Linked DNA regions of Homo sapiens: all the other regions are linked to region 3. Evidence: chromatin loops called from intact Hi-C (ENCODE). Cell type or tissue: endothelial cell of umbilical vein. All regions are shown on one strand.

What was found. Hi-C counts contacts between places; a loop is a spot of excess contacts. Peaks named below come from ENCODE experiments on the same cell type or tissue, not always from the same donor. Only the 100,000 strongest peaks of a DNase experiment are listed, where the experiment ranks them.
Region 1: a loop joins it to region 3, with 2.7 times the contacts of the local background. A loop is called at or near these places in 4 of 110 quality-filtered maps.
Region 2: a loop joins it to region 3, with 20 times the contacts of the local background. A loop is called at or near these places in 52 of 110 quality-filtered maps.

The regions. Positions count from the first base shown.
Region 1 is chr9:85,102,395-85,107,394 of GRCh38, forward strand. The region is part of intron 1 of LOC107987088 (a long non-coding RNA gene); the gene reads right to left. Among named protein-coding and RNA genes, the nearest start is that of NTRK2, 440 kb to the left of the region's middle. In endothelial cell of umbilical vein, no CTCF peak of the experiment used is centred here; no DNase peak of the experiment used is centred here.
Region 2 is chr9:84,395,074-84,400,073 of GRCh38, forward strand. No RefSeq gene overlaps it. Among named protein-coding and RNA genes, the nearest start is that of SLC28A3, 57 kb to the left of the region's middle. In endothelial cell of umbilical vein, a CTCF peak has its summit at 2,175 (motif pointing right); DNase peaks (open chromatin) are centred at 2,278 and 3,058.
Region 3 is chr9:85,256,988-85,261,987 of GRCh38, forward strand. No RefSeq gene overlaps it. Among named protein-coding and RNA genes, the nearest start is that of AGTPBP1, 480 kb to the right of the region's middle. RefSeq lists enhancers at 225-1,026, 616-1,815, 1,027-1,827. In endothelial cell of umbilical vein, a CTCF peak has its summit at 1,989 (motif pointing left); a DNase peak (open chromatin) is centred at 1,994; H3K27ac peaks cover 229 bases.

The DNA of each region.
Region 1 (5,000 bases), 150 kb before region 3:
TTGCATAAAGTGTGAGGTTTAGGTTGAGGTTCATTTTCTTTTAGTCCAGGATATGAAATTGCTCCAGCAACATTTCTTAAAGTCTATCTTTTCCTCTATTGATTTGTTTTTGCACCTTTGTCAAAAAATCAGTTGGCTTTGGGAGGCCGAGGCGGGCGGATCACGAGCTCAGGAGATCGAGACCATCCCGGCTAAAACGGTGAAACCCCGTCTTTACTAAAAATACAAAAAATTAGCCGGGCGTAGTGGCGGGTGCCTGTAGCCCAGCTACTTGGGAGGCTGAGGCAGGAGAATGGCGTGAACCCGGGAGGCGGAGCTTGCAGTGAGCCGAGATCCCGCCACTGCACTCCAGCCTGGGCGACAGAGCGAGACTCCGTCTCAAAAAAAAAAAAAAAAAAAAAAAAAAAATCAGTTGGGCATATTTTTGCAGGTCTATTTCTGGGTTCACTATGCAGTTCCATTAATTTACATGTCTATCTCCCTGCTAACGCAACACTAATACAACACTCTTTATTACTGCAGCAAGAGTTACTTCTCCCATATTATTCTTCTTTTTCAAGATTGTCTTCAGTCTTTTAGGATCTTTACCTATCTAGGTACGTTTTAGAATAAGCTTGCCTATGCCTCCAAAAAGACCCTTATAGGAATTGCATTAAACCTGTAGGTCAGTTTGTGGAGAAATAACATCTTTAGCATTTTGAGTCTTCCAATTCATGAACATGGTATGTCACTATAATTATTTAGGTCTTTTAAAAACTTTATTTTAACAGTATTTTGTAATTTTTAGTATACACATTCTGTATATGTTTTGTTAGATGTGTACCTAAGTATTTCATTTTTTTTTGAGCAATTGAAAATTATATTATGCATTTTACATTAGTCTCCACTTGCTTGTTCACAGTACATAGAAATGCAGTTGTCTTTCACATATTGACCTTGTATCCTACAAACTTGCTGCACTCACTTATTAGTTCTAGGAGTTTGAGTCTTGTTATTTTTTTGTAGGTTTCTTGGAATTTTCTATGTAAGCAATCATATTATCTACAAACAGAAACAGTTTTATTTCTTTATTTCCTTTCCTGCCTTTTAATTCTTTTCTTGTCTTAAATGCTGGCTAGAACTTCCAGTACTATAGCAAGTAGGAGTGGAGAGAGGAAACATAACTGCCTTGTTGCTGATCTGAGAGGTTAAGCATGCGATCTATTATCATTTAGTATGATGTTAGCTGTAGGTTTTTTTTTTAATAGATGCTCTTCATTTTGTTAAGAAAGTTCATCCTCTATTTCATTTGTGGAGTCATTTTACCATAAATTGGTGGTTTTTGTCAAATACTTTTCCTTCGCCAACTAGTATGACCATATAATTTCCCTTTTTAGATTGTTGGTATGATAGATTATATTGATTGGTATTTTTCGAAGATTGTACCAGACTTACATGCTTAGAATAAATCTCACTTGGCCATGACATATACTTATTTTTATACATTGCTTGATTTAATTTGCTAAAACTTGTAGAAGATTTTTATTTCTATGTTCATGAAGGATACTGGACTTTAGTATTCTCTCACTTTTTTTGTACTCTCTGGTTTTGTTATCTGGGTAATACTAGCCTAGCAAAATGAGTGGAAAGTGTTTTCTACTATTCTATTTTCTGAAAGAGATTGTGGAAAATTAATGTTAATTCATCTTTAAATGTTAGGCAGAATTCTCTAGTAAAAACAACGTAAGCCTAATGACTTCTTTGGTGGGAGATTTTAAATTACAAATTCAATTTCTTTAATGTTTATAGGAATATTCAAATTATCTGTTTTACCTAAAATATCTACTGAGTTTTAGTTATTTCTGGCTTTTGGGGAATTGGTCCAATTGGTGCAATTTGTTTTCAGTTGTCAAATTTATGAGCTAAAAGTTGATTATGGTATTTCCTTATTATACTTTTAATTGCTGCAGGATCTGTAGAAATATCTCCTGTTTTATTCCTGATGCCGATTATTTGTTTCATCTTTCTTTTTATGTTTGTCAGCCTTCCTAGAAGTTAATTTTTTTTTCAAAAAGTCAGCTTTCTGTTTCTTTTTTTTTCTATTTTCTATTATTTTCTTGTTCTTAGTTTTATTGATTCCACTCTTTACTATTTCTTTCCTTCTTCTCACATTGGGTTTATTTTTCTCATCTTTTTCTATTTTTTTTGAGGTAGGAACTTTGTTAGTTTGAGAGGTTTTCTATTTTCTAGTGTAAGCATTTAGCTATACATTTCAATTTTAACACTGCTTTAGCTGCATCCTACACATTTTCATATGGTGTGTTTCATTTTTATTCTGTTCAATGTTTTTAAGTTTGTTTCTTTTGAGTTCCGCCTTGACCCATTAATTATTTTAAAGTGTGTTGTTTAATTTCCAAGTGTTTGAAGATTTTTCTGTTAATTTCCTGTTATTATTTTTGGTTTGATTTTATGATGTTCAGAGAACGTGCTCACTATGATTTTAATTCTTATACTGAGGCCCAGGGCATTATTTATCTTGGTGAGGATCCCATGAGCACTTGAAAAAAAATGAGTATTTTGCTGTTGGAGTGATACGTTCTATATATGCCAATTAAGTCCTGTTGGCTGATAGTATGCATTTTTAAAAAAATCTCTTCTAATATTCTGTCTAGTAGTTCTATCAATGGCTGAATGACTGTTGAAGTCCCCAACTATATTTGCAGATTTGCCTATTTTTCCATACAGTTCTATCAGTTTTTGTTTCGTGTATTTTGAAGTTCCGCTTTTTGGTACATTTGAGATCTTTATTTTTTCCTGATGGATTCATCCTTTCATCATTATGTAATATTCCTCCGTCTGTGGTAATTTTCTCTGCTCCAAAACCTACTTAATGTGTTAGTAAGGTAGTCATTCCTGTTTTTTGAAAAAATGAAATGTTTGCATGGTATTTTTCCATCCTTTTATTTATAATTAACATTTCATTATATTTGAAATATGCTTCATATAGACAGCATATTGTTCATCCACATTGTATCAAGGTATGTTTTTAACCAGTGTATATTTAAACTGTTTAAGGTAATTGTTAAAAGTTAGGATTTAACTTCTCATTTCATGATTTAATTCCTGTTTGTTCCTTCTAATTCTCACTCCTTTGTTTTCTTACCTTCTTGTGAGTTATTTATATTTTTAGGATTCCATTTTGATTTATGTATACTCGTTTTGAATATATAGTTTTTTACAGTTTTCTAGTGAGTGCTCTAGATGTTATAATATGCATATGTACCTTATTATAGTCTACTGGTATTGAAGTTTCACCACTTCAAGCCTTACTTTCACTTAGTTTCCTTTACTTTCCTCCACTGCAAAATCTAATTATATTGAGTTTTTCCTCATCAAATACCACATTAAATAAATACCTCATTAAATACCACATCAGATGGTTTTATTATTTTTGCTTCAGTAGCCACATATGAGTTAAGTGACGCATGTGAAGTGGAATAGTCTATAAATTTTTCCCCAATTTTTACTCATTCCAATGTTCTTCTTTCCTTTCTGAAGTTCCACGTTTTCTATTATTGTTTCCTTTCTGTTTGGAAAACTTCCTTTAGACCTTTTTAAGGGGATAAACCAATCCCCTTAAACAATAAATTATTTAGGTTTTCCTTTGCCTTAAGATGCCTTTATGTCTGCTTTATTCCTGGAAGATATTTTCACCAGACGCATTTTCTTTTCTTTTCTTTTCTTTTTTTCTTTCTTTTTTTTTTTTTTTTTTTTTTTTTGAGACAAAGTCTTCCTTTGTCGCCCAGATTGGAGTGCAGTGGCGCAATCTCTGCTCACTGCAACCTCCGCCTCCCGGGTTCAAGCAAGTCTCCTGCCTCAGCCTACCGAGTAGCTGTGACTACAGGTGCGTGCCACCACAACCGACAAATTTTTTGTATTTTTTTAAGTAGAGATGTGGTTTCACCATTTTAGCTAAGATGGGCTCGATCTCCTGAACTTGTGATCTGCCTGCCTCAGCCTCCCAAAGTGCTGGGATTACAGGTGTGAGCCACCATGCCCGGCCTACCAGACACATTTTCAGGATTCACAATTGTTTTCCTTTCCAAATTTGAAAAATGTGCAACTTCCTCTGGTCTCCATGGTTTCAGATGAGAAACTTGCTATCACGTAAATCAATGTTTTATTAGCTGGGTGCAGTGATGTGCACCTGTAGTCCCAGATATTCGGGAGGCTGATGTGGGAGGATTACTTGAGCCCAGGTATTTGAGTTCAGCCTGGGCAATACTAAGACCCTGTTTCTTTAAAAAAAAAAAAAAAATTATTTCCCTATAAGTAATGTGTTATGTCTTTCACAAAATTTGGGATATGTTTTAGCCATATTACTCTGAATAACTTTTTAGTGCCTTTCTATATATACTTTGCTTTTGAGACTTCAATAACATGTATATTAGATCTTTTGTTATTGTCCTGCAGGTTCCTGAGATTTTGTTCTTCTTCTATTAGTGAATTTTAGTTTTGTTGTTCAGATTGAGTAAATTCTATCGATCTGCTCTCAAGTTCACTGATGGCATTCTATGTAATCTCCATTCTATAATGAACCTATCTGGTAAGGTCTTTCTTCAGTTACTATATTTTTCTGTCTGATAACTTCACTGGGTTCTTTTTTTATAGCTTCTCTTTCTTTGCTGAGATATTCTAATCTTTCATCAGCTCCAGAAAATTTTTAATTGCTTTTTGAAGCATTTTTATGATGACTTCTTTAAAATTCTTTTTAGATTATTTGGCGTTGGATTCATCTTATTGTTAGCATCTGCTGATTATCTTTTCTCATTCATGTTGTCATTTTCCTGATTCTTGGCATGACTAGTGATTTTTTAAAAAAGTATATCTTGGATATTTTAGATATTATATTTAGAGACACAGGATCCTATTTAATCTTTTTTTTTTTTTATTTTAATAGCAGGTAGTGCCCTTGTTGGAGTGTAGCAGGAGGGCTGGGTGGGTAAGTGTGTTTAGCTTCC
Region 2 (5,000 bases), 860 kb before region 3:
TCACTGCAACCTCTGCCTCCCATGTTCAAGTGATTCTCCTGCCTCAGCCTCCCAAGTAGCTGGGATTACAGGCACCCGCCATCATGCCTGGCTAATTTTTTGGTATTTTTGTAGAAATGGGATTTCACCATGTTGGTCAGGCTGGTCTTGAACTCCTGACCTCAGGTGATCCACCTGCCTCGGCCTCCCAAAGTGCCAGGATTACAGGCGTGAGCCACCACACCTGGCCCAAACTTTTTCTTTCGCAGTGGAAGCTGGGAGGAAGGTGAGGAGAGGTGGAGTGAAGCTGAGTGGAATTGTAGGGTAGGTTGATCTTGACCAGTGGAGCTACGACTGCTGAGTGATACCGCTTGGAGTTTTTTTGTGAACCTAGGTTCTGCCTGGCTCTCCTGTCCACTCTGATGGAGGCACCTGTGGTTCCCAGGATAGGTTATTCTTTCCAGTGGACCGTATTAGCTGTGAATGTGTTTGCACAGATCTCCAGAAGCAAATACTTGGGAAAGAAGCCTCAGTCAGCTGCAGAGAATTTTGCTTCTTACCACCAACCTGGACTTGCAGGTAGGAAGTTGGCCTGGGGTCAAGCCCAGCTGTGGAGGAAATTGCATTACAGCTGCAGCCCGATTGGACTGATGAAAGTGCAGACCATGGTGGATGACAGGGTCTCGCTGAAAACCAGTGTTGACAGACTGTGGCTAGTTTCTGTTTAACAGATAGTGTTGCAAATCTGTGTGCATCGATTGATTCATGCATATTTAATGTTGAATGTTATGAGTATGGAAGGGTTTCTTTTGGAAATTGGTGCATCACAGATGTTGTATCGTCCAGTCTCCTCATTTTGCTGGTGAGGAAATTGAGGCTTGGAGACAGTAGGATGATGTCTTGGAGTTTCACAGCCAGGTAGCTGCTGAGTTACTTAGAGACCTGGAACTCTTGGCCAGTACCCCTAGGAGGGAGCATGTGGCAGACTTGAGACATGAGTGAAGGGCCATAGGTGAGCCTCTTCAGCTTCCTGTGCCTCAGGTTCCCATCTTATAAAATAAAGGAGTTGTGCTAGGGTTTCATCTCTTAGACATCAGCTCTAACATTCTACGATCCTCCCTGTACACATGCTGGCTTTTCCATTTTCAATTATTCTAAACCACGATTGTTTGACTGATTCCTTAAAATCAAATACTGCTGAGTGCCATTACTTTCATTTGCCCATCATTAAAAACTAAAGGACAATTTCCTAGTTGATTTCAAAATGATCCATTATGTAACAAGGACAAAAGTTAAAACTTGCTATAGGTCCAATTAATTATGTAAACCATCAGTTGACAAAACAGCAGCTAATGGAAATATTTTGTCTAATAATCTCCAAGTTACCATTATGTTAAAAGCAGTAGCAAGTGTGGCACATGTGGCTCACCTAAATAGGTGTAAAATATACACACCTTATATGAATGAATTAAATAGTCATAGCAAAACACAAACAACGTACATTGGAAAGTGAGTTTCAAATGCAAGGCAGTCCTCAGGCTCCCATATTAATTAATTTTGCTTTGTCTTTTGTGGCATTAGAGATTCACTGTTATACATGGCATACTTTTGTAACTTAATCCAATTGCAAAGATCTTGAAAGGAGATTCTATTAGCTCCCTTGACCACCCATTTCAGGATTGTAACAGTTTTGCTTACCTGGGCTCTCAGGATAACTGAGGCTCATTTGATTATCACTCTACCCATGGGTGGATACTCAGGGTTGTTCAGAACCAGGAAGGCTGGTAGGAGTTGCAGAATTTATTTAGCCTCAGGTCTTTGGTGTTGCTGAATCAACCCAGATTTGTAGTAAACTCCAAGAGGCAGGTTAGCACTGGGCACTTGGGAACAGAACCCCTATGGACAAGGAGCAACAGACGATACTGGTGAGATGGCAGGCATAACAGGGTTAAAGACCTAATGGAGACCCCTAACGAGGCATTCAGCTGGATCTACATTAGCTCTGGAGGCAACCACCAGGACCACTTTGGACCTTATGCGTTTTATACCATGTGAATGTATTTCTATTAATATAAGTAAAATAATTTTAAGAAAAAGAAGGGAAGGGCATGCCCACCTGCTCTGTCATGCTGTTTGTCTCTGGCAGAGAGGCAGGTGCTCTGGAAGGAGCTGGCAGCCTGTGATGACCTAGAATGGCCACTTGGTGGCAGTGTTTCACTTTAATTGGCCCAAGGCAACCCGACCTGGTTTTATGAACTTCTAGCTGCGGATTTCTGGGACCCGCCCTCAAGGTTCAATTTATAGGCCTCGAGTGAAGATGCAAAATAGGATCCTGAGTGGAAAGTAATGGCTGTAACAGATATCCTCTGGCTCCTCCCTGTCTTCTTTCCCATTAGAACATCTCCCATCTAAGAGCTGCTTAGCAGGAGACAGGGGTCAATATCACAGAGGCCGGATCAGAGGCAGAAGCTGGGCTGCTTTAGGCCTGACACCGTGTGAGGGACCTGAAGGCAAGGAGCGTGGCTGCATCTGCCAGGCACGGGTGCTCAGGGGTGCTGCGAGTCCCCCAGGCCAAGGACGGGGCGTGCATTCATGGAGAGTGTTTGGCTGTCTTCTTTCCTGTGCTGGCGCGTTTCCAGGGGCCCACTCTTTCTGAGGGGTCTCTCAGGGAGGGCATGGCTGTGAAAAGTGAGGGAGGAAGCCGCAGGGATGTCACCTTCGGCCGGTTACAAAGCCCTTCTGGGCCACGTTCTCCTTTGTGGGATTGGGACGTTGATCCACTTCAGAGGCTCCCAGGCCCCCAGTTCAGGGCTGTCCCAGAATCACCAGAGAAATAAATTAACACAGATTCCGGGGCCCCGCCACTGCTCAGTCTATTCTATGGGTCTAGTTGGGAGCCCCGGAATCTGTGGGTTTAATAAACCCCAGAAGAACCCAATGAAGTTTGGAATCCAATGGTTAGGGGTGCTTTTTTGGATTCCTTCTAAGTGAGAAATTGTGACTGTGGAAGTGATGACTCACTGTGAAGCACACGGGCCCTGAAATCCACCCCTTCAAGCTGTTGATCTTTGTATGCATTTATTTCCTCAAGATGTTGCTGGCTCTTCCCGGGCCAGGAAGCAGATGCTGTGCCCGGTAAGGCCCGTCCTTCCAGTCCAGCCTTTACCACCCATGCGGAGTGAGGGTGAGGGCTCCGAAGGTGCTTTTGACCCTAATGTCATAACCATGGGGGGTGGACACAGATGTAAACTCGAAACTCTTCTTATTATTGAAAAATGTAAATATATACAAAAGTAAAGAGAATAGTATAATGAATCCTTATTTATCCACTACTTAGATTCAACAATTATCAAGATTTTGCCACATAGCTCTTATTCACATGCCAAGGGGGAGAAAAGAAGATTTTGCTATAGAAAAATTATCATACTTTCATTTTTTGTGTTTGTCTTTGCTGAAATTTTTGCTTGAAAAAGGCAAATATCCAGGTTTCTAGTCATTTCCGCCTACATGGGGCATTTCTTCTGTGCCTTTATTACATGTTAATAATGACTTCTCAGGCCGGGCATGGTGGCTCATACCTGCAATCCCAGGATTTTGGGAGGCTGAGGCTGGAGGATTTCTTAAGCCCAGGAGTTCAAGACCAGCCTGGGCAACATAGTAAAACCCCATCTCAATAAAGATATTTTTAAAAATATTAAAATTGTTTTTTAAAAGAGAAAATAAATAATAACTTCTCAATATCATATAATTCTGACCCATACTCAAATTCCTCCAGAATTAGCTCAAAAATGTCTTTTGACATTTGATTTGAGGTCTAGGCTTCTGAGGTTATCTCCTAATGTCTCCCAATACATGCATTTGCAAAGATCCATTGAAGGGGTTGGACATTTAAAACATAGCACAACTTTTTAGCCTGAAACACACACAGAGCCCTGCAGAAAAGTGAAGTTGAGATCCTCACAGGTTCTGAGTTAGAGGGGCCTTGGAGATTATTCAGCTCACCCTTTCCTCAGTACTGGAGTCCTTTGACAGGATCAGGACTACTGTACATTTGGTATTGAAATTGCTCTTGCAAAATTATGACGGTAAGAAATCTAAGTCCAGGCGCGGTGGCTCACGCCTGTAATCCCAGCACTTTGGGAGGCTGAGGTGGGCGGATCACCTGAGGTTGGGAGTTTGAGACCAGCCTGACCAACATGGAGAAACCCCATCTCTACTAAAAATACAAAATTTGCTGGGTGTGGTGGTGCATGCCTGTAATCCCAGCTACTCAGGAGGCTGAGGCAGGAGAATTGCTTGAACCTGGGAGGCGGATGTTGCAGTGAGCCGAGATCATGCCATTGCACTCCAGCCTGGGCAACAAGAGCGAGACTCTGTCTCAAAAAAAAAAAAAAAAAAAGAAATCTGATACAGTTGACTCCATCTTACTTCTGACCTCCAAGCTGTCCTTGGTCATTCATGAGCGTATGCCAAGCTAACTTTGGGAAGAATTTAGTTTATAGTTTAACCTTAAAGCAGAGATGATAATATCCCTTCTACAAACTAAATCGCCTTTGTAAAACTAACAAAAGTCCACAATGTGAGGATTATGAGAGGCCTGAGTTCTGATAAGAAGGGCATAATTTCTATAATACCTTGCTGCTCAAGGGTCATGTGGCCAGAGGTCACAAGATTTATGACTTTCCCAATTGCTCCTGTAGATAGCATCACCATTGTAGAACCTAAGTTTTTTTTTTTTTTTTTTTGAGGCGGAGTCGCCCAGGCTGCAGTGCAATGGCTCAATCTCAGCTCACTGCAACTTCTGCCTCCTGAGTTCAAGTGATTCTCCTGCCTCAGCCTCCCGAGTAGCTGGGATTACAGGCACCTGCCACCACGCCCAGCTAATTTTTGTATTTTTAGTAGATACGGGGTTTCACCATGTTGGCCAGGCTGGTCTTTAACTCTGGACCTCAGGTGATCTGCCCACTTTGGCCTCCCAAAGGGCTGAGATTACAGGTGTAAGCCACTGAACGCGGCCTGAT
Region 3 (5,000 bases):
TCAGCTCCATCAGGTCATTTGTGTTCTTGTCTAAACTGATTATTCTAGTTAGCAATTCCTCTAACCTTTTTTCAAGGTTCTTAGCTATCTTGCATTGGGTTAGAACATGCTCCTTTAGCTCAGAGGAGTTTGTTATTACCCACCTTCTGAAGCCTACTTCTGTCAATTCGTCAAACTCATTATCTGTCCAGTTTTGTTCCCTTGCTGGCGAGAAGTTGTGATCCTTTGGAGAAGAGACGTTCTGGTTTTTGGAATTTTCAGCCTTGTTGTGCTGGTTTTTCCTCATCTTCGTGGTTTATCTACCTTCGGTCTTTGGTGTTGGTGACCTTTGGGTGGGATTTTTGTGTGGACGTCCTTTTTGTTGATGTTGACGCTATTCCTTTCTGTTTGTTAGTTTTCCTCCTAACAGTCAGGTCCTTCTGCTGCAGGTCTGCTGGAGTTTGCTGGAGGTCCACTCCAGACCCTGTTTGCCTGAATATCAACAGCAGAGGCTGCAGAATAGCAAAGATTGCTGCCCGTTCACCCCTCTGGAAGCTTCGTCCAGAGGGGGACCCGCCAGATGTCAGCTAGAGCTCTCCTGTACGAGGTATCTGTCGACCCCTGTTGGGAGATGTCTCCCAGTCAGGAGGCACAGGGGTCAGGGACCCACTTGAAGAGGCAGCCTGTCCCTTAGCAGAGCTTGAGTGCTGTGCTGGGAGATCCACTGCTGTCTTCAGAACTGACACACAGGAATGTTTAAGTCTGCTGAAGCTGCACCCACAGCTGCCCCTTCCCCCAGGTGCTCTGTCCCAGGGAGACAGGAGTTTTATCCATAAGCCCCTAATTGGGGCTGCTGCCTTTCTTTCAGAGATGCTCTGCCTAGAGAGGAGGAATCTAGAGAGGCAGTCTGGCTACAGTGGCTTTGCCGAGCTGCACTGGGCTCTGCCCAGTTCGAACTTCCTGGCAGCTTTGTTCACACTGTGAGGGGAAATCGGCCTACTCAAGCCTCAGTAATGGTGAATGCCCCTCCCCCCACCAAGCTCCAGTGCCTCAGGTCAACTTCAGACTGCTGTGTTGGCAGCAAGAATTTCAAGCCAGTGGATCTTAGCTTTCTGGACTCCATGGGGTTGGAATCCACCGAGCTAGACCACTTGGCTCCCTGGCTTCAGCCCCCATTCCATGGGAGTGAATGGTTCTGTCTCACTGGTTTTCCAGGCACCACTGGGGTATGAAAAAGAAAACTCCTGCAGCTAGCTCAGAGTCTGCCCAAATAGCCACCCAGTTTTGTGCTTGAAACCCAGGGCCCTGGTGGTGTAGGCACCTGAGGAATCTGCTGGCCTGTGGTTTGCGAAGACCTTGGGAAAAGCATAGTATCTGTGCCAGAATGCACCGTTCCTCATGCCACAGTCCGCTATGGCTTCCCTTGAGTATTGGAGGGAGTTCCCTGACCCTTTGCACTTCCTGGGCGAGGCAATGCCCCACCCTGCTTCTGTTTGCCATGTGTGGGCTGCACCCACTGTCTAAGCAGTCCCAATGAGATGAGCTGGGTACCTCAGTTGAAAATGCAGAAATCACTCACGTTCTGTGATGATCTTGCTGGGAACTGCAGACCAGAGCTGTTATTCTGCCATCTTGCCAGCCGCCGAGAGTCCCTTTTCCTTCCTTTGGAGGGCTTCTGCAGGAGCGGGGGGTGGGGCAGTGGGGTCCTGGTGCCTCTTTCAAGTATAATACTGAATTACAGACTTGTTGCACTAATTGTATAAATACCCATTACACCTGGCACTTGCTCTTCCACATATGGGCAGTAGGTTTATCAGTTGGCAGCCAGAGTCTGAAGACCACAGATATACTAAGCTGGGCAAAAGGACAGAGCCCCTGAGTTTCCCTCTATATAATTTCCAATGCACATAGCCACAGCTGTGGTACAAGTGGCCAAGCACTCCTGATCTATCTTCAGACAGACTCTGGCAAGGGCAAGCTAGAGCACCAGTGCCCTCTCATGGACAAGCCATGAAGCATCTTCAAGGGAACGTGCGTACCCCAGCTGGCTCTATGACGAAGCTGGAAACGCACAACACCTCTCAGCCACTGCCATCCTCCAGGGATGGGGAAGATCGTGGTGTGCTGTCGGAAGAAGCTGACTCTGCCCACCCTCTCCATTGCCACCCATGCCCCAAAAGAATCTGCCCCTGCCGGTGTCTCACTTCTGGAACCATCATCTTTAAGGATCGATTCTTAAACTTCCATCTCAACCAAACATACATCTTAGGACAATTCACTTTCAGAAGTTATGAGTCATCTACCAGTTACTAAGCATGATTACGTAGTTCTTCCTTAATAGAAAACTTTGACCCCAGGACTTCAGGGACATTGATCTACTCAGAATACCGAGATGTTTCAAGAAGTGAGAACCTGCCTCAAAGACAATCTTGCCTTACTAGACTCATCTATATTTTTCTCATCAACGCTCCCAATGACTGAAAAATGCATGCATTATTATTATCCTGATACATTTTACAGATGAGGAAATCAAGTCTGACACCACAGAACTTGGCATACGGCTGAAGTTCAACGCATTAGTCCCTTCTTTACTCTGCTAGTTCACACGGTGCAGCCGCTGTTCTAAGAGGAAATCTGCAAAAATGTGGTCACTGTCTTTTAATGCCTACTGATATGGAAATGCATGATGGGAAAAGTAGAAAGGAAAATATAACCAAATACTACCATTTCCTGAGTTTAATACGATTCTTATGCCATTTCTTTTTAATTTGACAATTTAAGAAAATAATCACAGATTTCTAAACAAAAGACATCTACACCAAGAATCGTCATATTTTTCTGTAAGTGAAAGTTTACAAAGTTTTTTCTTTCTTTCTTTCTTTCTTTCTTTCTTTCTTTCTTTCCTTTCTTTTTTTTTTTTTTTTTTGAGACAGGGTTTTTCTCTGTCACTCCCAGCTGGTGTGCAGTGATACAATCATGGCTCACTGCAGCCTAGATTTCCTGGGCTCAATGCAATCCTCCCACCTCAGCCACCAGACTAGCTAGGACCACAGGCATACACCACCGTGCCTGGCTAATTTTTACATATATATATATATATTTTTTAAAGATAGGGTTTCACCATGTTGCCCAGGCTAGCCTCGAACTCCAGAGCTCAAGTGATCCACCCACCTCAGCTTCTTAAAGTGCTGGGGTTAACAGGTGTGAGCCACTATGCCTGTCTGAGACTTTTCTTATAAGCACGTTTGCTAACAACATTGCTCACTTTTATCAAAATTTAGGTTACTTCCTAACCTCATTGTGAAACAGACATCCATCTCATTAATCCAGCAGCTCATGCCTTGCATACAATCTTTAAAAATGGGGCTAAGGGAATCCAGCAACTCCATATAAAATCAAGAATCTGAGGTTGCTGGAATGTCAAAGGCCATGTCACACTTACCACTTGTTATTATTATCCTCAATATTGCTGCAGGCTGTGATGATATATGTTGGCAGGAGGAGACCTTTAATGGATTTATGTAGGACCAGGAATGTTTAACATCAGGATAAGATAAGAGAGGCCACTGGAGATTTTCTCCGCATATGGCTTGGAAGGTGTGCTTTTTCTCCTTGAAGAGTGAGAGCATGAGAATTCAGCTATTTATTCCCATAAACATACTGGCTGTTTGGCAGGGGGAGTTTGCTTGGAAATGTCCCAATAGCAGCAGAAGCCAATTTAGGATTGAAAAGCATAGTAGGAAATCTACCTTATGGATAATTTATAGGATGAAATCTGAGAGACGCATCTTTTCTTTAAGGGTCTTATTTTGAAGGGCAACATTTTCCTTCAGAAAAATCCTGCAGGACCCCTGACAATGTTGTTAAGGAGGTAAATAACCAGGAACCAGACAGGTCAAGTAAGTTCCTCAAGGTAAACCCAGTTAATAAGTGCCAGAGTTCGCACTTCAATTCAGGTTTCTCATCCCAGTCCTACTGCTTTTTTCACTACTGCATGCTACATACCCAGGTAAACCAGCTAGACTACGGCCAAGTCTCATGGACATAGCCAATTACTATCTGCTGATTACAATTATTTTGTGTGATTTTCTATGGGTTATTTTAATCTGTAGGCAGCAGCAAAACTCTTTTCTCCTACCAGCCATGTAGCTGAGCTATAATGTCCGTTTAACTATATTCCATAATTGTCATTGTTTTGTGGCCAGTATAGAGAAGTGGCCATCACCACATGATCTTTGCCCATATATCCCAGTTAAAAGTCAAGTCAATCTCAATGGGCACAAAAACAAGTTGCCAGTCAGCCATGATTGGCACCAACATTTGACAAATGAGTAAGGTACTTGTTGATTCTTCCATTAAAAAAAAAGGGGGTTTCATAGGCCCTAACTCTCACTCCCAAAAAAATCAGAGCTTCTTTAAAAGATTTAACACGAGAACTCAAACCTCCAGCGCAGTTTATCTCCCTTATCACAGTAAACTTACCATCACTATGTTCATCACATTACAGTGAACTGGTTTGCTTCACTTTTTGAGAGAAAATGTACCTGGAGACTTTAAGCTGGTGACAGAGATGACCTACTTCTCCACTTCTCTGGGCATTAGCAATACATTCTGGAAAAACAGATAAAGTTTACGTCCTCAGGAATTTACACCACCTCAATTTTCATTTAGGCCCCTAAATTGTAGACTGTAAAGAGTACCCTTGTCAGTTCTACTAAGGTTTTGGGTTTAAAAAAATAAAAATCCAAGTCCAGATTTCTATTACAAGTAGAAATTCAATTTCTAATCTACAGTGCAAAAAGCTTTCAGTTTATAGACTTTGTTAAGAGATTAACAGGTTAATGGGAGGCCGAGGCAGGCAGATCACAAGGTCAGGAGATCAAGACCATCCTGGTTAACACGGTGAAACCCCGTCTCTATTAAAAATACAAAACCAAAATGAGCTGGGTGTGGTGGCGGGCGCCTGTAGTCCCAGCTACTAGGGAGGCTGAGGTAGGAGAATGGCATGAACCCGGGAGGCA